5 separate regions of the Homo sapiens genome follow, and all the other regions are linked to region 3. The links are chromatin loops, found by intact Hi-C in ENCODE. Cell type or tissue: heart left ventricle. All regions are shown on one strand. Links, peaks and the distances in the headings refer to the core of each region. The heading gives the core; the rest is flanking DNA. Region 1 has its middle 88 kb from the start of PAPPA2. Region 2 overlaps PAPPA2 (pappalysin 2). Region 3 overlaps PAPPA2 (pappalysin 2). Region 4 overlaps ASTN1 (astrotactin 1). Region 5 overlaps PAPPA2 (pappalysin 2).

Region 1 (4,604 bases), core at 273-4,272, 320 kb after region 3:
GCACACCCATGGCACTCATTTCTACCATCACACTCAATATAACTGCTGATTTGTTTACCTGCGCAGCTCTAGACCGGAGAGCTAGAGAGAATAGCAACTAAGTCATACTTTTATCTTTAATGCCACAATGCCCAACTCAGAGCCTAGAATAGTAGTGTCCTGTGAATGTTTTTGAATAAATGTTGGGGAACTAAACACCTCTGTTACACATGCTCATTTCTGCCCTTCAGGCATCCTTTTCTCCCTCTCACCTTCACCCCTAGCCTAGCCTCATTCACAGGGTAACAGAGGGAAAAAGGGAAAGTGTAGAAGTTGAAAGAATTGAATTGCAGCCCTGGTTCGCTTTTTTAGATGTGTAACCTTGGATGATTCTCTTATCTCTCTTTGGCCTCAGTTTATTCATCTGTAAAGTGAACAATATCTGAAGATCCCATAAGGGAAAACCTTTCTTGACTCTAATACCTGCTAAGTCTTTAATTAAAAACTAAAGCATTGGCCGGGCGTGGTGGCTCACACATAATCCCAGCACTTTGGGAGGCTGAGGTGGGTGGATCACCTGAGTTCGGTAGTTAGAGACCAGCCTGACCAACATGGAGAAACCCCATCTCTGCTAAAACCACAAAATTAGCCGGGCGTGGTGGTGCATGCCTGTAATCCCAGCTACTTGGGAGACTGAGGCAGGAGAAATGCTTGAACCCGGGAGGCGGAGGTTGTGGTGAGCTGAGATCGCACCTTTGTACTCCAGCCTGGGCAACAAGAGTGAAACTCCATCTCAAAAAAAAAAAAAAAAAACTAAAGCATTAACTATTAAGGACTGAGCTTTGAGTTTCACTGGAATTCCTGCATTTTAATAAATGAAGACTGAGAAACCTTAAAGGATTAAAGAGGTGAAGCTACAAAGGTGGAATGACAGACTCCACCTCTCATTCTAGAGATACATATTTGAGAGGTGTGCCAAACTCAGTGGCCCCACACTTCACATAATCCTTGGGATTCACTATTGAAACCACCACTGGAGAGATATAGGCCAGGACTAACTGCAAAAGATGAAACCTGATATCAAGTCTATTCAGCATGTGCACTTACACCCACTCCATTTCAAATTGTCAGTATGAAACCATAAATCAGAACTTGCCCCAAATCCACCGATTGGATAAATAGTTGATTCCATGACATTGACACTGTGGTCCCAAGCCACAAAGGAAAGCATCTGTCACAAGAAAAAGATGGTAAGACCCAATGAAGGAAGCAGGATAAACTATGTCTCTCAACTCTTAACAAACAGGAATAAGACCTAGACATACTGTCCACTTGGGAGATTGCCTTGGGCCTCCAGCCTCTTATTACTTACTTCTTTTTTTCCTCAGGGTATAAACTTAAGTGTCATTATTTTAGTCCAAATTCTCCTCAAGCATAACACTATGGAAGAATTTCAAGAGAGGAACCATTGAAAATGATGAGTGTAATAAATCTGGTGTCCTCGGCTCCACCTTCCAGACTGAGTCCAGACTTACCTTCCAAACTGAGTCCTGCACCAAGAAAGTGATGTTTGGAGTCTGCTTTTGTTCCAACCAAACCCAGAGGTCATGCCTAGAGGAGGAAAAGTAAGTGGAGGCCAAGAGAATCATCTCAATTGTTCAGGCCCTGGATTGCTCCTGCCATCCTCCTAGGGCTCCTGAAAGGGTGGCTATTGAAGAGGAGAGGAGGGCATAGGGAGCAAGGGAGATTCTTTTCAAATTTTCCAAACCTGATTATTATGCACTTTTCACACTTTCCCTATGAACAGACAACAAATGACATGACCAGGAGAGTCCGAGGGATAGTCATAAAGTACATGTCATATACAGGACTGCTCATGAGAAAATAATATATTAAAACTCCGGGGAGAAACTACCGGTCCCCCTCAAAAAACTCCACCACCCAAGCACACTAGATGCCATTCTATCCACTGTTAAGCTCTAACTTCATGGTTTAAGAACCTTAATTTCTGTTATAACTATGCATATACTCCTAGGCTTAACATTTAAGCCAGTATCAGCTACTTCAACCACAAGGTAAATTAATTTCTATCCGTTGCTAACATAACTTTGATGAGTGAGGGAAGCCAAGAAGGAAAGAGAAAAGGGAAGAAAAGAAAGGGGAAAAGAAGGGAAAGGAGAAAGAGAGCAATAGGAAATGAACCTGTGCACAAAAATAAGAATAAAGGCTGAGATTATTGCCTTCATAACGTTGCAAAAAGTATTTGTCCTATTAAGGCAAAATCAAAATTTTAAAATATGACCCTTTGAGAATATCTACCGAAGAGTACCTACAAATCAACTAAGAATCATCCCTGGAGAGAACCCTACACTCCTGCGTTAGAATCACAAGAATTACTCCTTTTATCTCCAAACATCTCCAGAATTATCTAATTTCTGAACTGTTCCTCTTTTCTTCCTCCACCAGGCATAATCTGGGATTATTTCAGAGAGAATTAAGCATCTCCCTAACAAATCTTGCCTCTCTGACACAAGCTGTGGGAGGCTCCAGGTCATTGCTCCGAGATTTGCAGCGTTTGGGCTACTACAATTCAGTTCTCCATTCTGCAACTTCTAAAGAAACAACCTGAAAAAAGAAAAGCTAGCAGAATCCTTCAACTGTAGGAAGAACTGCCAACTTTCTCTTGGGGTAAGGGCACCCTCTGGCGGTGAGTGTCTGTATGTGGCCTAACAGCACCATCTCTGAGATACGCAGTTCCTTAAGTGAGCCAAACGTGAGCCAACTGTAATCCTTCCAGATAGAAACTATTCCAGGATTTCTCTAGGTAGCAAAATGATCTACTGAACTCAAAATTATAACATTTGGGTTTACAATCTTGCACTATTACTAGTGTGTGATGTTTGCCTAATCACCTCTCTTAGCCTCACTTCTATTAAATTTAGGAATACAATGCCAACATTAGGATCAAATGAAAATACCTACTATTCAGTAAAGTACTATATACGTTAAAACAAGACATACTATTATGGATTATCAAATAGATACAGATCTCAGATTCAAATACAAAGTTCTTAATACTATATTCTTATCCTGCTAGCCTTGTCATGTTACCCTTACAAATCCTGTTTTGCTTTGTTTTGTTTGAGACCAGGTCTCACTCTGTCTCCCAGGCTGGAGTGCAACAGCATAAACATGGCTCACTGCAGCCTCAACTTTCTGAGGTCAAGCAGTCCTTCTTCCTCAGCCTCCCGAGGAGCTGGGACCACGGGCACGTATCACCACATCTGGCTATACAAATATTTTATAATGATAGTTTTCTTCTGGATGCCTGCCTTTGACCTTCACCTAGTTCCTTGTCATTCTATGTCCATGTCACTGCTGCAGCCTGATGTTTCTGCCTCCAGTTTCTCCTCCAAACTGCCTTGCCAACTGCTCTATTAACCTTCATGTCTGTGTTCACCAAGCCACTCCCCAGCTTTGGACCTAATGACAACTTCGCATGACCTGGAGAAGGAATTTAAAAGAACAAAAGATAGCCTGAACAAGCAGACCTTCAACAGCATAGCCAGAGTCCACCTGGCAGTCCTCCACATCTTCCATCCTGGGATCCTTAAGGTGATTGATTTTGTGCCTTTTCCTTCTTTTCTGCCGATTATCAGGTAATCCCTGATAAGGGATACAGGGCTTTTATTATCTGGCCCCTACGTACCTCTCCTACCTCATCCTGCTCTGCTGTTTTATATAGACACTACATTCCACCCAAACCAATCTCCTAATACTTCTGTTTATCATGCCTACATGTCTTTGTACATGAGTTTCCTTTGCCTAAAGCAAATTTACCACACTCTGTTTAATCCTTACTCACTCTTAAACACTCAACACCAGCTTGAACATCTCCTGGAGGCCTCCATTCCCTCTTTCCCACCTCCAAGTTTAGGTTGGGCATATCTTCCCTAACCTATCATATCACTTATCATAGAACCCTATCATAGCACTTATCACATTTTCTATTCTAATTGTCTTTTACTTGTCTCTCTTCCCCGATCGCCTAGCATAATACTTGGCATTCAATAAATAGACACTCAAGATAATTTGATGAATAAATAATGACTTCTATGTTATCAAACTTAAAGGCCACCTTTTTGTTCTGCTCTTACTTGATGTCTCAACAGCACTGGTTAAGTACTCCACTTTGTGTCTTTAGCGTTTATGACACCATATCCTCTTGCTTTTCTCCCAGCTCTGTCTCCTCTGCTGGAATTCTACATGTTGGAGTGTCCAGGGCTCTGGCTTGAGCCTGCATTTTCCTCTGGGTTCGTGTTCTCCCTAGGTGACTTTTTTTTTTGATATCATAGATTTAAATGCCACAAATATATGTTGATGACCACTAACTTTTGTGTCATACTTTTCTCAAAAACCCTAGATTCATATATTAGATAGCTTTGATAGATTCTTATTACATATAGCTGTGGTCTAAATGTTGGTGTCTCCCTAAAATTCATATGTTGGAATTGAATACCCAATGTGATAGTATTAAGAGATAGAGCATTTTAAGACATGATTAAATCAGGGAGCTCTGTCCTCATGAATGGTATTGGTGTCCTTATTAAAGAGGCTGAGTTTTA
Region 2 (4,000 bases), core at 1-4,000, 130 kb after region 3:
AGCTAATGGTGCCACCTGGGTCAGTCAAAGCCTCATCCACTGCATTGTCTCCCTGAGATGCAAAGGACCAGGAAGAGAATCTTTTACAGTAAATGAAAATTGGGGAATGAGGAGAGGAAAGGCAGTAACAGGTGCCAGGCACTGAAGCTGGAGTGTGGTGAATAGGATAATCACAGGCCATTCTTACAGAAAACCCCTCTACACCACTGCCTGGAAGTGATTCTCCTTCCCCCACCTGCACCCCAAACGACTGGATGACCCCAAAGGCCCAGATCTAACCCTGTGAGTCAGACACCAAACCCTGAATGGTCTGCCAAAGAACCCAGCTGGGGCCAGACATAGAGCTGGAATCTAGGAGAAAGTTCACAGCTATGTGAGCTATGTGAGCTTCATCTTCCCTTCTCCCCTCGGTTTCTCTTCTCTTTTTCTTTCTGAAGGTGCTGCTGCATCAGAATCTGATGCATTGTGACTTCTAAGCACCTGAGTGTTTCCTGTATGCCTATCATTGAGGGTTCAGCCAGGTTGCAGGTAATAGCAAGTAATACACTTCAGGCCAAAGGTGAAGGTTCAGGGAAGAAAAGGCCCATCTGAGGATACCTTCAAGAAGCCAGAAGAGGGAGCTTGGTGAGAGAACCCACTTCAACTAGGAAGGACTCCCTGCTATTTCAGAGGCGTCAGCATCAGAGCCCAGATGTCTCTCCTCATTGTGCAACAATGGCAGATTTCTCCAAGACCACTGAAGTATTCTCAGATGCTAACAGTGGCCAAACCATACTCACCAGTGATGTCGCAGAAGCCCATTTTATTTTATTGAGACAGGTTCTCATTCTGTCCCCCAGGCTGGAGTGCAGCGGCACAGTCATGGCTCACTGCAGACTCGACCTCACCAGGCTCAGGTGATCCCCCCACCTCAGCCTCCTGAGTAGCTGGGACCGCAGGTGCATGCCACTACACCCGGCTAATTTTTGTATGTTTTGTAGAGATGGGGTTTCGTCATATTTCCCAGGCTGGTCTTGAACTCCTGGTCTCAAGCGATCTGCCTGCCTCAGCCTCCCAAAGTGCTAGTTTTACAGGCGTGAGCCACTGTGCCCAGCCCCCATTTCATTTTAGAGGGTCAGAGGCATAAAACCAAACCTCCATGCATTCATGAGGATTACTAAATTGTGCAGCCACTTTGGTAGTCTGGTAGAGCCTCAAAATGTTAAATATATAGCAACCATATGACCCAGAAATTCCACTCCTAGGTATCTAATCAAAAGAAATAGAAAAATATCCACTTGTGCACAATGTTCATAACAGCCAAAAAGTGGAAACAACCAAAATATCCAGTAATTGAAGACTGGATACACAAAATGTAGTATATGCATGGGATATTACTTAACAATAAAAAGGAATGAAGTGCCAATACATGTTGCAACATGGATAAGCCTCAAGTGAAAGAAGCCAGCCACAAAAGATCATACATTGTATGATACATTCCATTTTTATGAAATAACACAGAATAGGCAAATCTATAGAGATAGAGAGTAGGTTGCTGATGGCTATGGCTATGGTGGATTTGGAAAGGAGGGGAGGGAAGTGGGTAGGGCTAATGGGTACAGCATTTCTTTTGGGTGCCACTAAAATATTCTAAAATTAGATTGAGATAATTGATTGAGATAATTGAGATAATAGGTTGAGATAAGTCTGTAAGAATACTAAAGACGTTATTTGTACACTTTAAACACGTGAACTTTAAGATAAGTTACATCTCAGTATGCTTTTTTCTAAAAAAAAAAAAAAAAAGAAAAGGAAAGAAATAAATATAAACTCTGCCTGGAATGCTCATACCAAGAAACTAGCATGACTTGTTTCCTGCAAGAAATATCTGGGAAGTTCTGTTTATACTTGAACAAAAGGTATGTCCCACCACTGATAGTGCCACAGTCTCTCTGTTGGAGTTATTTTGCATAGCGTGAAACTAGAAAGCAAAGCACAAAAGGATGGTGGAAAAAGCAGTTGGCAAACTACTGCTCATGAGAAAAATCTAGCCTGCCACCTCTTTTTGTGAATAAAGTTTTATTGGAACACAGGCATAGAAATGTGTTTACATATCATCTACGACTGCTTGCACATTCTAACAACAGAGTTGAATTTTTTGCAACAGAGACTGCATGGCCCAAGAAGCCTAAACTATCTACTATCTGTCCTTTTACAGAAAAAGTCTGCTGTCTTCTGCCCTGGGCTCAAGAGCTTGGACTCAAGAGTCTAGAGTCTTGCAACTTGAATTATGGTCCACATACTAGCAACAGCAACAGCACCTGAAGCCTGTTAGAAATGCAGAATCTCAGGCTGCCCCAGACCTATTGAACCCAAATCTGCATTTGCGTAAGGTAGTTGTGTTAGTACAAGAAGTAGATGCCAATACAGGATTAAATATGTAGGATTTTACTGGGGGGGACAATTCCGAGGAAATATAAACAGATCCTGAAAAGGCTGGGAGAGACATCAGTCATTGCTGCAAGTCTGACTCTGAAGGAAAAAAAAGAGGGAAGGAAGGTGGGATGGAAGTGTTGTTGACTACAGTGCAGTCTAAGGAATTTCCTGCAAGGCCTTTTTGAGTCCTCCAGCCAAAGTCAATGACTGTCTCTCAGGAACTGGTCTGCCTTTAACCATGCCACCCCAGGGATCTGTGGCCTCAGTGAAAATGCAGTGATGTGTTTCAGAGCACAGCGCCTGGGGTCCTTGGTCCATGAAACTGCCTGCACTGTGCAAGACGTACTTACATTGCACCTGCTGCCAGGTGTATTGCCATGGCAGACATCTTAAGAATAGTCTCAGCTGATCTCTATTCACACTGAAGTTTGAGAAGAAATGCTCTAAAGTATGAGTTAGCAAACTTTCTACAAAGGGCCAGACAGTAAATATTTTGGGCTTTGTGGGTCAGAAGGCCTCTTTTGCAACTACTTACCTCCACCAGTTAGCAGGGAAGCCACCACAGAGAACACATAACCAACATGGGTGTGGATGTGTGCCAATAAAACTTTATTTACAAAAACAAGCTTCAGCTTTAGACCTGATGTGACCCATAGGCCATAATGTGCCAACCCCTGCTCTAGAGTTCTGGGGTTTAAACTTCCTTAAAGTAATTAAGCCCCTCCTTCACATGAAACAGGTAAGGGAGGGGATGCTCCTATTGAAGGTGGAAAGGGAGCCCTGTACTCAGTGATTTCCCCTCAGAAGCTCCTAAGACACCTCAGTAGGCAGCAAAAACAGAATCTGAAAGCCACTGCCCTGGATCCCACAAAGAGACTCCAGTTTCAGAAAGTTCCCTCCACCCTTTTATTCATCCTTAATGGACAGTCAGCTGTCTAAATTTCTATTTTGTCTATTCTACAAACATAACTGAGAGTCCCTAATACTGTGCTAGATATTTTGGAATCACAAAAGTTAATCAGACATGCATTTGCCTCTGGAGGAATTACCAGTGGATAGAAATGAGACATGCACATAACAAATAAGGCAGGAAGCAATATGCACCCTAGGAAACCACACATGAAGGGCCCTGGAAGCAGAGACATAGAGAAAATTACTTTCCCATAGGGATGAGGGGCATGGCCACAGGCTTCGAGAAAAAGGGTCATAGTCACAGTCTGTTTCACTTCTTAAACCAGATATCATACAGCCCCTCCATGTTACTCTCTTCTTGAGGGCCATATAGCCACATGATAAAACCTTCTACACAAAGATGCTAATTTACAACCATCAGGGGCTATGCCCTGTTCACACAAGTCAACTCGTGCAACTCGTACTCATCACTGTGGGTAAATCCATCCCCAGAAACCAACAGCAAGCCCTCACATCCATGGGTCGTCCATGCTTAGGGCAGGTGGCCATGACTTTGCTGCACATGTGGATCCTAACCAGGGAGCAGAGTTCTAATGTGGAGGGAACTGCACAGTTCCACAGGATTCTTGGAGGACAAACACTCTGACTTCAAACCTTGCTGTGATATAGGAAG
Region 3 (4,000 bases), core at 1-4,000:
ACACATCACACAGATGTGTGCTGACTCACAAACAGAGCCCAAAAGGGTTTGGGCGCTGATGACCATGAAACTACTTTGTAGGGTTGTGAGGTCTAAGTGGTGTCACACACTAAGTATGTATCAAGGTATCAGGGACAGGTATCAAAATCCCAAGAGGCTGAAATACCACTGTGAAAGAGGATTCACCAGCTTCCTCCTATCCCTGTCTCTCTCTTGCCTCTCTCCCTAGGCTTTCAGCAAAGCTGAAGGGCACGGAAACTTGCTCCAGCGACACCCTTCTCTTTAGCTGAGGCCTGACACCCAGAGGGAAAGTGTGGTGCAAAGAAGAGATGTGCTAAATAAGAATGCTCTAAATTAAAAGAAAGCATCCATTCTATGTTCCTTATTCCCGAATTTCCACTGGACTCCCGAGTTCACCTCCAATCAGTTGTGGGGTCTTGGGTTTGCCATTGTATGTTTCTCTATGCCTCAGAATTCTCACTTATTTAGCAGGAACTGCGTTTACTGCAAAGACTAAATAAGACAAGTGCAAGTAAAATACCTAGCACAACACTTCACATATAGTGCCACAAATAGATCAGGGACTGTCGTCATTCAGAATACAGCAGTAGGTTTTGAAAGAGGTCAGTCTGCACAGGTCACAGAAGGGGTTCTGGTCCTTCTCAGTGAAACCACATTCTCCCATCCCTCACCAATTATCAGATGTCATTCATTTTCCTACCTTTCTCTCCTTTCTACAAAAATTTATCTGTTATTCTTTCAAACCAATATGCAAAGGACAAATGAAAGTTAGTTTTAGGTGTAATGCTTTTCTTCAGCAAACACACATTAGGTGTCTGTTGTGGCAGGGCAAGAGACAAAGAGACAAAAAATCATCCTGCCTCCCCCAGTAGTTGCCAGTCAAGTGGGGCAGGTAGGAAAATAAGCAGAGGATGACAATTCCATAAGATAGTGGCCTTAAGAGGGGGAGGCACAGGAGGCTGAGAAGGTGTCAGAAGCACCTACGTAAGTCAGGGAAGCCCTCTGATGCACAGCTTGTGGCAGTGGGCACACTACCATCCACCCACACCCAGAAGTGCCTGGAGAAGCATGCTGTAATCCCTCCCCCAACACCACTCTGCAAGTGGCAAGCTGCCACTCCACCCTCATGCCACAGAGGAACAGCTGACAGAGACAAATGGCAGATGCCCTCTCCGTTCTGCCAATTTATCCCTGTCACATCGGTCAGGCTCTCCAGGCCTCCCTGAGGGGGGAGTGAGCACTTAAGATGAGCCACTGGCTCACAAGAGAGCCCATGAGTTCTGCTAAAGCAACGAGAACAGAGCAGGCTGGAGCAGCAGCTCTGAGCAGTGGTGCACACATTTATACTTCCAAATTGGAGTTCCCCTGGATTCATATTCTTCCCCTCATTCATATGAAATGCCACAGAGAAATAAGCCAGCTCACCCACAGCCAGTGCCTCTCTCACCTGTCATATACAACTCCACTAATAGGAGGCAGCCAGTGGATAGTGAGGGACTTGTTGGTCTGTCCGATGACCATAGGTGGAATGGGGATGGGGGTGGGCTTTCTGCTTTCAGTCCACTGCTGATAGACTAGGTCCAAATAGCAATGCATTCGGGCCACTTGGTTAGGAGTGAAGTTGTCAGTGCAGTTATCATCTGTGGAGACAAAAAAGGTGGCACAAGAGATGGAGATTTTAACCCATCAAGTCCACCAAGGCAGGGATAAATTTGTGTCTTGTTCATGGCTGAGTTAACTTATTAGGCTCAATGAGCACTTACTTGTTGAATGAATGAACAAATGCAATCTGTTCCAGAAAGGGTCTAAGCTGGAAAGGGTAAGAGAAGACAGAGACCAGAGATGCAGCACTTTCATATCTAAAGCAAGGTCATGACCTTAAAGTTGGGCAGCTCAGGTTGCTCTGAGCTGATGGTTGCTTATTCAGCAAACCACAAGATGGCAGTGTTTCAACAGATGGCCTTTTCACTTGTGAACGTTTGTGGAGTTTCAGACACCTGCTTTATTGCCCAGTGACGTTGGCAGAGGTTAGTGAGTATTCAGTGGAGCTGCTCAAGGGGAAAGAGAGCCAAATGCCAATGAGACAGCAGGGCTGGGAATGGTGGTCTCAGCCTCACTTTTGAATCTGGCAAGGTCTCTTTAGCAGGTACATTTTGCATAGGGTTGGAAAGGGAGTTTTCTTAGTGCCAGGAACTTTTCTAGTGAAAGCACACCAGTCAAATACTGCCTCACTCAGCTTCCTAAATGTTTCCTCTTCCCGCTTCAAAGGTGCTGCCTCCAGAGCTCTGCCCTCTGCATGGCATCGTCTGGTGTTTCTGCCCCTTGATGGGGGAGAGGTGCTGGTGCTTACACATCTGATGCACCTGAATTATTCACCGCAATGAAACTCAGATAGACACATCTTGAAAGATGACAGACAGAATCGGCTCATCACGCTTTCCTCCCTTCAAAGTCATGACCAGGGTGTGGTGGTTTATTCTTTTTTGGATAGTTCTAGAAGAACCTGTCACCAAACAAGCCCCCAAAACTTATAGAAAAAATATCTTCTTTCACCATTGTACTAGGTCATCAAATAAGTCTTTAATTTTAGGGATAACTTTGAGTCCATTATAGGAAACCAGTCACTATTACTTTTCACAAGAAACAAGGAAGGCGTGAGAGACAGCGAAGAATAATACAGAAGCTGAATTAAGGCAAGAAAGACCAGATGACAAGTTTTTCCGAGGGCCAGGAAGATGCCATTTTTTTAAAATTAGATGTCACCTTTTGGTGGGGAAAGGGTGGTAGGCAGCTAAGAATTTGTGCTTGACTAGTGCTGGAAAAAGAGAATCTGATTTTTTTTTTTTTTTTTTTTAGTAACATACAGTAAAACATGCTGAGCCTAAATTAACCAAGCCACCTTGTTGACCAACTTCAAAAACAGTACAATGGGCCACCTTGACCCATAAACTCTTTTCCTTTATTTCCATTGGACTCTTCTTCAGAGTAAATGTCTAAGAATGCGGGCAAAAATAAGAATAACCACATTCTAGAAGTCAAGGGGATCACAAGAGGGCTTTTGGCTCTGTGCCTTTTTTACTATCGAGGATAGAAGTATATTTTAAAATATCTAGTAGAGGAGAATTCAGTGAACAAAGTACCTTAATATGTCAGTATTTCTTCAAGTTCTTCAAAGACATGAAAAAATAATAATACCTTATAATAAATACACTTCAACTCTCCGACACAAATGACCACTTAATCATTCTCCCATCAGCTCCCACACCTCCACCCTCCCAGCTCTCAAAGGCCCCCATGTATTCTTAACAGAAAACAAAACAAGACAGTGGTGATACCCGTGTAGCTCATGTAGTTGGTGAACGGAGCCCCTGGGAAGCGAGTGAAGCCACAGGTGTCACTAGTGGGCTCTGGTTCCCGGCACAGCTCACTCTTGGGAGTGGGGGCGGTGTCGGCACAGAGGTCTCCCGTTTCCATGGATGGCACTGTCTCCTTGCAGGGGTCATTGCAGGATTCTCTTTCACTGACTCCTTTAAAGACATGGTAGAGTCCCAGAACATGTCCCACTTCATGGATCATGGTGTCGGTGTGGCCAGGCATCCCATAATATGCTGGGCTGAGGACAATGCCACCTGCAATGAAAGTTTTGAAAAGCCTTTCAGAGCACAGAATGAATAGCTCTCCAATCCTTAATTATGTTTTCTGATAAACATCAAATATTCCATTTCAGCCTCTAAGGAGTCACTTTATAACTTCTGGTAACATACAGTCATTGCTTTTCTTTCTTGCCACAGAAACCCTCTAAACAAATTAATACACATTTCTTTATCCTCTACATGGGTGAGTGTTATACTAGAGGCCCAGGATAGCAATGTTGACATAATAGAGAGCCAGAATTCTCAGCCCTGTATGCATATTAAAATCACCTGGGAGAGTTAAAAGAAGACATACAGGGGTTCAAATACTACCCCAGATGAATTGA
Region 4 (4,604 bases), core at 268-4,267, 190 kb before region 3:
TGAGGCAGGGGAATTGCTTGAACCCAGGAGGCGGAGGTTGCAGTGAGACAAGATCGCGCCACTGCACTCTAGCCTGGGTGACAGAGCTAGACTCTGTCTCAAAAAAAAAAAAAAAAAAAGAAGCTCTCAGGTGTGATGTGTATCCCTTGCCCTAGTTGTGTCTGAACTAACTCTAGACAGCTCTGAGTGGTTAAATATGAAATAGAAAAGGCCATTCCTTCTAAGTCTCCTTCTCTACTCTAGAGATTGAGGACCAAATCATTGTCATGTTAAGTTCTCATTGAGTTGACTCCATCTCCTCATTGCTTGGCCGTCATTGTTTCTCATGCTTTTTCCATTCCTTCTCCTCTGGGCAGAAACAGTGCTGAGCTTTGTGGACGACATCATCTCTGGAGCAAAGTCTCCTTGTGCAATGCCATCTCAGGTGCCGGACAAGCAGCTCACCACCATCTCTCTGATCATACGATGCCTGGAACCTGACACCATTTACATGTGAGTAACACACACCTACCTAGTGACTTCTTACCCTGACAGTCCCAAGGCTTCTTACCGGTTTCTTCTTGCTACTTGAGTTCCTTTAGAGACTCAGCAAAACATGTTGAGTCTCTGAAGTCTTATCCCAGGTGGCATTATAGAGAATGTTCTCGAGTACTTAGACACTGGAATGGGGGGATCTAGAAAGATAATACGGTCCTGTCCCTTGAGGAGTTTGCAACATAGAGGGGAAAGATATAAAAAACTAACTTTAACTTAAGGCAGAATTAAATAAATGTAGATAGAAAAGCAAAAAATGAAAAAAAAAATTGTAAAAGAGAAGAAAGAAGTGATTAATTCTAACTAGAGTGGATGTCATCTAAACTGTGTTGTGTAGAATTTCAACCAACAGTCATGTTGGAAAAGGTATACTAGGCTCAGGAAGCTGCAAAGGCAAAGGTGAAGAAGCATGAAGGTGAGTAGCAAGTAGTCTAGTAGGGCAGAGGCAGACGGTGAGTAAAAGGGAAAGGAAGAAAGTGAGACTGGAAAGATAGAATGCTATAAGTCCAAGGAGTCATTTTTGAGGAAAGGCATAGAATACCAAGAACTCTGCTTTAGAAAGCTAGCTAGCTCCAATGGCATTGAAGTAATTTAGAAATGTTAGAAATGGGCAGCACTTTTCTTCAAAGAAATGCAGCGAACTATATCATGGCCATTGGAATGACCCTATTCTTTCTGCGAACTCTTCCCCATTTCTCCCTGTGCTCTGGAAACAATTGTAAAATGTTTGTGACGCAGAGATGTAAAAGATGCCAGAAAAGGAGAGATAATGATAGAATCTAAATCATGATGGAAAAATTTGGGTGCTAAGGCAGAATTCATAGTGATGTCGTTGTAGGACTTCGTGACCCCATCAGTATGAAAAACATTTAACAGTTTGCAGAGGAGATCACGAGAATAGAGTCAAGGTTTCCAGAATAAATCATGTCTATTTCCACAGTTAAAGAGTTCAGAGATGAAAAGCACTAGAAATTTGAGTGGCATTGATTGCAAGATGAACTTCAGTGCTCAGGCTGAATGTCTTCAATATAGGAAAAAGGGATGTTGCTATGGGCTATGCATGATGAAAGTAAAGTACATAAACACAAGTGACATTCTAGAGGATTTCGACAGTATATATAGACACAGATGAGAATACTAAGACCATGTTGGTCCACTTTTTGGGTGATTCCACCAATGCCATGATTCTCGTTGGCTCTTTTGATAGGGGGCAGTTGTGGCCCTTTATTGGAGGGGAGCAGGTGAAAGGAACAAGGATTTGGGAGTGCAGACCACCTAACCTGCTGTAAGGCATCTCAAACTCAGTGAAACTTGAACTATCATTTATAGTAAAGGCTCAGTAGTCCTTCAGTTGTGACTAAATCACACTGTTACTTAGGAATTCCAAAGTTCCAATGTACAAGAAGTGGTATTAGGAGTGCAGCCATTACCCACACTGCGACCCTCCTCATGTTGGCCTGATTGGCTGCGTTTCTGATCAGAGACCGAGGCCAATACCGTCTCTCACTCCAGCTGTCTTTGCTGATCTCCCATTATGTCCCTCCTACATCTTATAAAATGCGAACTGTGAATGCTGTTTATTGAGAAGTTGGAGCCAATGCAGGGGGCTAAGGAAGAAACAGCAAATCTCCACCAGGTGGCGCTGCAGATCACAAGAAGAGGGCCGTGTGGGAGGCCAGGAGTGACATTCCTCTCCCGGAAGGATCCAGGAGAGCTGCGCTTCAGCCCTTGGGATAGGGACAGAGCCCTAGATTAAGAGTTAAGAATACATGGGCTGCAAGCCTGGTTTTTTGTTCCTAACCACTAAATGGCTGTAAGCAAGACACTGAAACTTTCTCCAACTAAGTTTTCTTTCTATAAACTGGGAGGAGGGCGGCCTTCATTAATGGAGTGCTGACTCTGAGAATCCCCTCTGACTCTGTGAGATTAGGGGTATTGTTTCCATTTTTTAATTGAGGAAACAGGTGCAAGAAAACGGAGTAACCGCCCCAGAATCACACAGCTAGTTGCTTCGGGTATGCAAGCCTTGCATCTTAACTCCCTGCTGCTCTAGGTTACTGTGAGAATCTCAGAGCATGACCTCATTACCTCATATTAAAGCAGAGCGCTGGCTCTGCACCTGGGATCCACAGAGGTGGAACAGCATTTCTGCTTAGCTGGCTTCCTTTGTCACTTTTTATATTTTATTTAATGCTTTTTAAAACATTATTCTGAGAAGGATCCATGGCCCAAAAACAGCGAAGAACTCCTACTTGAAAGAGACCTTAAAGTATGTCTGGTCCAGCATTCTTCATTTTACAGATGAAGAAACTGAGGCCAGGGTAGGGAGGTGACTCACAGGCCTTTCAACCTACTGCCCCATCATCACAATGCATGCTCACAGGAGAGCTGCTCTCTTTCCGGACGTGTGACAGCAGACAGATAATTCAGAAAAAAGGGAGGCAGATCAGAGGGATGGGCAGAAACCACCATGACTGGAGAAGGAAAGTGGGAAAGTATCAGACAAGAGAGCCAGTCCTTAGCAGGGGGCTTACGAGTCCTCCACTCACATCAAGTTTCAGGCCTTTAAGACCCACCTTTGGAAGCAGAGCTGTTCTGTGTCGGTGCGCACTCACACAGGCCTCCGTTGGGGTCATCACCAAGTCTCTAGCTGTGGGCTGAACAATCCCAGCCAGGCAGCAGTGGAAGAAGCCCAGGAGTTTTGGACAAAGCAGTAAATATACTAACACATGAGCCTTCCCACTGGGAGCAGGGCTTATCTCTTCTGCCCAGTAATCCCATCTAACCCTCTGAGGGTGCTGAGTGTTCAGTGGTAGAAACGATAACGCTAACGGTAAGCCGAGGCCTTTCTGAGATGACCGCACATGGCATTTCCACATGAAATGTGTAAAGTGCTCCCCCGGCCATGATGATGAAATAAACTGACTGCTCTTTCAGTGGGCCCTCCAAAACTGAGGGATTTGGGACTACTGAGGAATGGCCCTTAGGTCAAGCCTGGACCCTCCTCAGAAGGTTAAGTGAAGTATCTCCTTTTCTAATACCTGCTTCATGTTAAAAATAAAATACACTACTAAAAGTGGAAAGAGCTGGAGAACTTAAATTTTGCACTGATTGCCCCATTGGGGTAATGTGAGAATTAATGTGAGGACAGGTATTTTCATCCTAGGTCAGCATCCAATACAGTTTAGCTGGAACTTACAGCAAGGCAGGCCACAGGGCAGAGCTTGGGCCAGCTTGGGGGCGGGGGGAGAGGTGGGGATTGACTGAGAGAGAAGGGGTCCATCTGACAACGAAGTAGGATGTTTCTCATTATAGTCCAAGGACACTTAGAAATTAAGGGTCCAGGGTTAAGGAATGGTGGGCTACAAAAGGTGGCTGGAATGCAGCCATAGACGGTCTAGGGCAGGTGACATTTTAACATATTGCAGGCAGCATCATGTGGCCCAGAGCTGCACATAGCCAGACTGCAGCCCTGACCTGAGTTCCAACACCATGCTCAGGGCTCTGGTAGTCAGGCAGGAACAGGCAGAGCAGGGCCAGAATGACAGGGGATGGGGCACTGGGCAGGCAGGACCTCAGCAATGGAAACCAGAACAGGGGCCTAGACTTACGGACTCAGACACACAGTCAGGGGTGCAGGCCCTGTAGGAAGAGGGAGAGCGAACTGCGAGGACCAGAGGACCGGGTCAGGCCCATGCCCCAGCCCTGTGACCATGCTGGCCTGAGAGCATCAGCCTGGGAGAGAACAGGACTTCCTATCTCCTGACACTGATGAGAACTGATAGCCAGAACTGGGCTTAGGGCACAGTCTGCAACAAGGATAAAGCCACTCCACCTCTGGGCAGAGGACGGACTTCCTACGCACAAGAGCCCTGGTGTCAGGACCTCTGTGGGAGAAGGGGGCTCACTCGGGCCCCTAGAGGGCAGTGCTACCGAGGTTTGTATGACATTGTTAATCCTGGGGCTTTCTCACTTGCTACTTTATGGAGGAAACACGGGTATGAGGGGGAACTTCGCCTTGTGGGAGTCCCAGACTACTAGGTACAAGTCTGAAATCTGCAGAGTGGTAC
Region 5 (4,604 bases), core at 291-4,290, 160 kb before region 3:
CAGCCACTAAAAAATGGCTTTATGAAAGCTACAAGCCAGTAAGAGATCTTTTTATTTGTTTTTTTAATTTATGGTTTCAGGTGTCTGGGTGTATAATTTGTAGATGATTTATTAAACATACTTTTCCAAACTAGAATAATATAACCCAAAATATCCACCCAAGCATGATGTAACATTACAGTAGCCATGAGATATAAGTAGCAGGATTTAAAAAGCAAATTGAATTATATATGTGCGTAATAGTTTAGAATTGTACTGGCCGGTGACATCACTAGCTACATGTTGCTATTTAAACCACTGAAATTAAGTAACATTTAAAGTTCAGTTTTTCAGTCTTATTGGTCACTTTAAAGGCTAGATAGCAACCTGTAGTACCTAGTGGCTACCACATCAGACAATGCAGATGTAGAACATTTCTATCATTGTTGAAAGTTGCATTGGACTGTGCTATTGTGTAACTGGATAAATTCAGCAATTCAATTGTCTTTTGAAGAAAATAACCAGTGTTCCACATAGCTAATGCAATTTTACAGGCATATTCCATCTGAGTTAACCAACATTCCCGCCAACTCCAAAATTTTCCCCTAGCCCGCTTCCTTTTCCTCAGCTCCATGCTTTACCACCTTTACCCTACAGATCCATTTTGCTTCTCTCTGAATCAGTGGGATAGAACATCTCCTGGCAGCCAAACCACTTGGGAGTCTCCATCTGTTCTAACTGTCCTGGAGAACGTAACTAATGATGGCACACATCTTAGTCTCTCTAATGTCAGAGAAGCATGGTGTTTGAGAATTCGAAGCCACAAAAGGGCAATTCCACTCCCCCACCCCCCTGACTTCCTTTTCTTCACCATCAAACTTTTGTTTTGTTTTGTTTTGTTTTGTTTTTTTAAGATGGAGTCTTGTTCTGTCACCCAGGCTGGAATGAAGTGGTGCAATCTTAGTTCACCACAACCTCTGCCTCCCAAGTTAAAGCGATTCTCCTGTTTCAGCCTCCTGAGTAGCTGGGATTACAAGTGTGTGCCATCGTGCCTGGCTCAGTTTTTGTATTTTTAGTGTAGAGGAGGTTTCACCATGTTGGCCAGACTGGTCTCGAACTTCTGACCTCAAGTGATCCGCCCACCTCAGCCTCCCAAAATGCTGAGGTTACAGGTGTGAGCCACCACACCCAACTGCAAACTTTTTGAGAGAATAATCTATACATATAATCTCCATCAATCACTCTTTAACCCCTTTCTGTCTGGCACTTCTTAAACACTATGCTGGGTATGGGGCTGCAAAAGTAGATATTTAGGAAACTGAGGCCCAGAGAGATTCAGTAACTAGATGACTTATCTAGTGAGTAATGGACCCAGAATTCAAACTCAGATTTGTCAGCCTTGAAATTTTGTAGTTGTCATCCTTGCAGATCATTATGTTGCTGCCCATGGATCACAAGTCACCAATACATCTTACATACTGACTTTCTAGGTCCAGGCTCAGTCATCCCTGCCCCCAGCCTCCCTGTGCCAGGTCACCTATCAAGGTAGAGAAAGCATGAACAATGTTGAGTTAATAAGTAATATTTCCCCATTGTGAAGACCACTTGGATATTCTAAAAAGCTATAGAAATTTTCTTACAGATTATTCTAATAGTTATTGATTCGCTACCTACAAAGTCATTACTTGGAAGTCCTTTGTACCCTAAGATAACTTGCCTAACTATTCAGGAAGCATTTTGAGTTGCACGTATTAAATTGTGGTATGGGGAAATTCTCTAACTTTAACAGCCTTTTATGTGTATAAACATTTTTAAACTGGCAATTGCCTTCAGAAGGTCACATTGACGCAACATAATTGGTAATCATTAAAAAGTCAACACTGTCCCTTTTTTAACTTATTTTTTCTTTACATTTGAATATTTGACTTTTGTGTAGACAAAGACAAAGGAAAGGAAGCTTGTCCCTATTAAATTATCCTTAGAAGAACATTGAATTTGTAGAACATTAGCAAATTGCAATTAATGTGAACTATTGTTATTACTCGGAACTATCTTTCAGGGGTTAGAGATGTTTTTATTATACTCACTTGGAATATAAATTTGACTTGTAGATTTCTTTCAAGAATGTACTTCATCATTGCTAACTCATAGCAATGTAACCTAAAGATTGAGTGGCAGGACCAGATTAAAAATGAAAAACCAACCGTCTTCAGCAAGGAGCCAAATGTGGCAAATCACACACCATAGTGCATTAACTACCAGACTCAATTCTGACTAGAAAAGATGTACTCAGTCTCAGGTAGGCTCACACTATGGGAGATTTGAGAATAACCATCTATTTTCTAAACTAGTCTTGTATTTTGCCAGGCCAAATATCCCAGGCACATGTAGAAGCTTTTATGGGCATGGACCGTTATGGGATACGAGATTCTCACCACCACCACCCTTTTCTTCTGAGCTAACCACTGGGAAACTTGAAATATTAAAAGTATTTCAGTGGTCCTTCTGGAGTGACATAGAAAGAAATGACCCAAAGTCAGCTTCAGAGATGCCCTGGAGCCCTTCTCATTACCTCACCCAACCCTACCCTAAGCCCTTCATCATCTGGATGGCCTGAATCTAAGCGTAGAGAGAGTCTCCCAGCTGACAGATGACTCATCATGTCATTTAAGTTTGTCAGTCAATGGAAACCAGAGCTCCAAAGTCTCTGTCCAGGACTCTCCCCAGGGAAGCTATTAAGGAAAAAGCTGCCTTGCCAGACATTTCTGTCCAGCTGGCCTAACTGGTATGTGCAAGGGCATCTGCTTATACTCAGGGCCTGGCATGAGGAGAGGGCCCTGGAAGGGTGCTCAAGAAGGTTTGCCCTCAGTTTTCCTACCATTTGCTATGTACAACAGGCAGGAGAGAAAATAGGCTTAGCTACTAAGAAAGCCATAAGGAAAGCAATGAGCACCTTGAAACATAAACCGGTAAAAAGACATTAAACTTTCCCACTGCAAATGGATCTGGGTTCACTCTTGGGCCTAGCAGGCTGAACACTGTGCAGTAGAAAAGATTACATTTGAGGACAGAGATCTTGGATTCCCACCCCAACCTGCACTTAGATATGTGAACTTAAATTTTCCTATAACCTCACAGACACTCAGTTTCTTCATCTGTAAAATGAAAAGAAACAAAACAAAACTGTCCTTGCTCTGCCTAACCTGTGGGTAGCCATAAATCATATGAAAGCACTTTGTAAACCATAAAGAAAATGCTTTTTTTCTCTCTCAAATGTTTATTTCTAACCACAAACCTGTCTCCCAAGTCCAAGCTCACATTTCCAACTGTCCATTCCACAGTTCTTTCCAAATGGCTCATAGGTGTGCTGAGATATCTGCCCAGCCCTTCCAGTAGCCAGGTGGTGACTGGTGTGGCCAGAAAACTCTGCAAACCGGCCCCAACTGCAGAAGCCTCCTCTAGGGTTCTGAACACTGCTTTAGATGGCATTTCCTATCTGGCCCTCAACCCAAGTTTATTGAAAGAGCAAATGAATACTCTTTCTTTAAAAGCCTGCTCCTGCCAGCTTCCCTCTTCTGTTAGGGCTGATAAGCTTTCAGATTGTGTATTTAATGCAGAGGCATCATCCCTTGACATTTCTTTTCACCTCTCTCCATCCTATTAATCACCATTTTTCTTTTCCTTCTAACATCTTGGTGTCCCACAGAACCAGGTTAACTCCCTTCATATGACCTTGAAGAACTTTCTTTACCAGACTGTGGCTTAGCGTTCTTATTTGTGAAGTGAGAATATGCTATTTGCAGATCTGTTGTAAGAATTAAGTAAGATTCTGTATTTACCAAATGTATGGTACATGCTAGCTTAGTTCTATCTTCCAGCTAAGCTGGATGCCTCACTGATGTTCCATAATGCACAGCCTATCCCATTCCTACTTCCACAGCTTCAACTATGTTGTTTACCTTGCCTGGACTCTCCTCTCCCAACCCCCATTTCTGCCTGTCAGATCATATGCATCCTTCCCAACCATTTTCCAAATGCTGCCTACCTTTGGCATCCAGGAATAAACCCTACTTCCTCTGAACTGTAAGTAATTCTTACACTTTATTTAAAAACTCATGAGATATTTGACATTCCTACCTCACATTCTACTTTCATATATGCCATGTCTTCTTATGAACTTTCATATTCATCTTCCTTACACATCCTATTTACTTAACAAATGGTTTTTAAGTGGCTAAAAGAAATGACCAATCAATCAAATAAATAATGACTGTTGCCTGGACCTGGCACAAGACAATGGAAAGTGATTAGAAAGTGATGAAATGATTTAAACAAAGAGTCAAACACCAAAGACACTTCATATTTTGTGTGCTGATTTTTTAATGAACAACTTATAATCTTACAAAATAACTGGCTGTAGCTGTTTTACATTACAATACAGTAGATCAGCTCCTTTCACTACATTCCCAATCAAGCCATCCCCTTGGGTGTTAACTAATGCACTCAATAGTGATCACAAAGAATACAGGAAGTGCCAAGTTCAATGCCTTGTAATAGAAAAAAGAGAAGATGAGAATCAGGAAGAGCTCTTTACTTTCACAATCCCTTTACTTTAATTTCTGTCA

What was found. Hi-C counts contacts between places; a loop is a spot of excess contacts. Peaks named below come from ENCODE experiments on the same cell type or tissue, not always from the same donor. Only the 100,000 strongest peaks of a DNase experiment are listed, where the experiment ranks them.
Region 1: a loop joins it to region 3, with 13 times the contacts of the local background. A loop is called at or near these places in 42 of 110 quality-filtered maps.
Region 2: it touches region 3 in a loop (7-fold over the local background); 75 of 110 quality-filtered maps call a loop at or near these places.
Region 4: it touches region 3 in a loop (5-fold over the local background); 11 of 110 quality-filtered maps call a loop at or near these places.
Region 5: it touches region 3 in a loop (32-fold over the local background); 35 of 110 quality-filtered maps call a loop at or near these places.

Annotation. Positions count from the first base shown.
Region 1 is chr1:176,373,245-176,377,848 of GRCh38, reverse strand. No RefSeq gene overlaps it. Among named protein-coding and RNA genes, the nearest start is that of PAPPA2, 88 kb to the left of the region's middle. RefSeq lists a silencer at 2,653-2,752. In heart left ventricle, for the core only: a CTCF peak has its summit at 2,686 (motif pointing left); a DNase peak (open chromatin) is centred at 2,668.
Region 2 is chr1:176,562,508-176,566,507 of GRCh38, reverse strand. All of the region lies in intron 2 of PAPPA2 (pappalysin 2), which reads right to left. Among named protein-coding and RNA genes, the nearest start is that of PAPPA2, 100 kb to the right of the region's middle. In heart left ventricle, for the core only: no CTCF peak of the experiment used is centred there; no DNase peak of the experiment used is centred there.
Region 3 is chr1:176,689,787-176,693,786 of GRCh38, reverse strand. PAPPA2 (pappalysin 2) reads right to left here. Exons shown (of 23, transcript NM_020318.3): 5 at 3,357-3,650; 6 at 1,469-1,661. Among named protein-coding and RNA genes, the nearest start is that of PAPPA2, 230 kb to the right of the region's middle. In heart left ventricle, for the core only: a CTCF peak has its summit at 1,958 (motif pointing right); a DNase peak (open chromatin) is centred at 1,126; H3K27ac peaks cover 3,023 bases.
Region 4 is chr1:176,878,747-176,883,350 of GRCh38, reverse strand. It overlaps ASTN1 (astrotactin 1), which reads left to right. Exons shown (of 23, transcript NM_004319.3): 20 at 357-492. Among named protein-coding and RNA genes, the nearest start is that of MIR488, 150 kb to the left of the region's middle. RefSeq lists a cis regulatory region at 3,289-3,306 and an enhancer at 3,226-3,370. In heart left ventricle, for the core only: a CTCF peak has its summit at 2,162 (motif pointing right); a DNase peak (open chromatin) is centred at 2,200.
Region 5 is chr1:176,845,337-176,849,940 of GRCh38, reverse strand. PAPPA2 (pappalysin 2) reads right to left here. Exons shown (of 23, transcript NM_020318.3): 23 at 4,340-4,604. Among named protein-coding and RNA genes, the nearest start is that of MIR488, 180 kb to the left of the region's middle. In heart left ventricle, for the core only: no CTCF peak of the experiment used is centred there; no DNase peak of the experiment used is centred there; H3K27ac peaks cover 235 bases.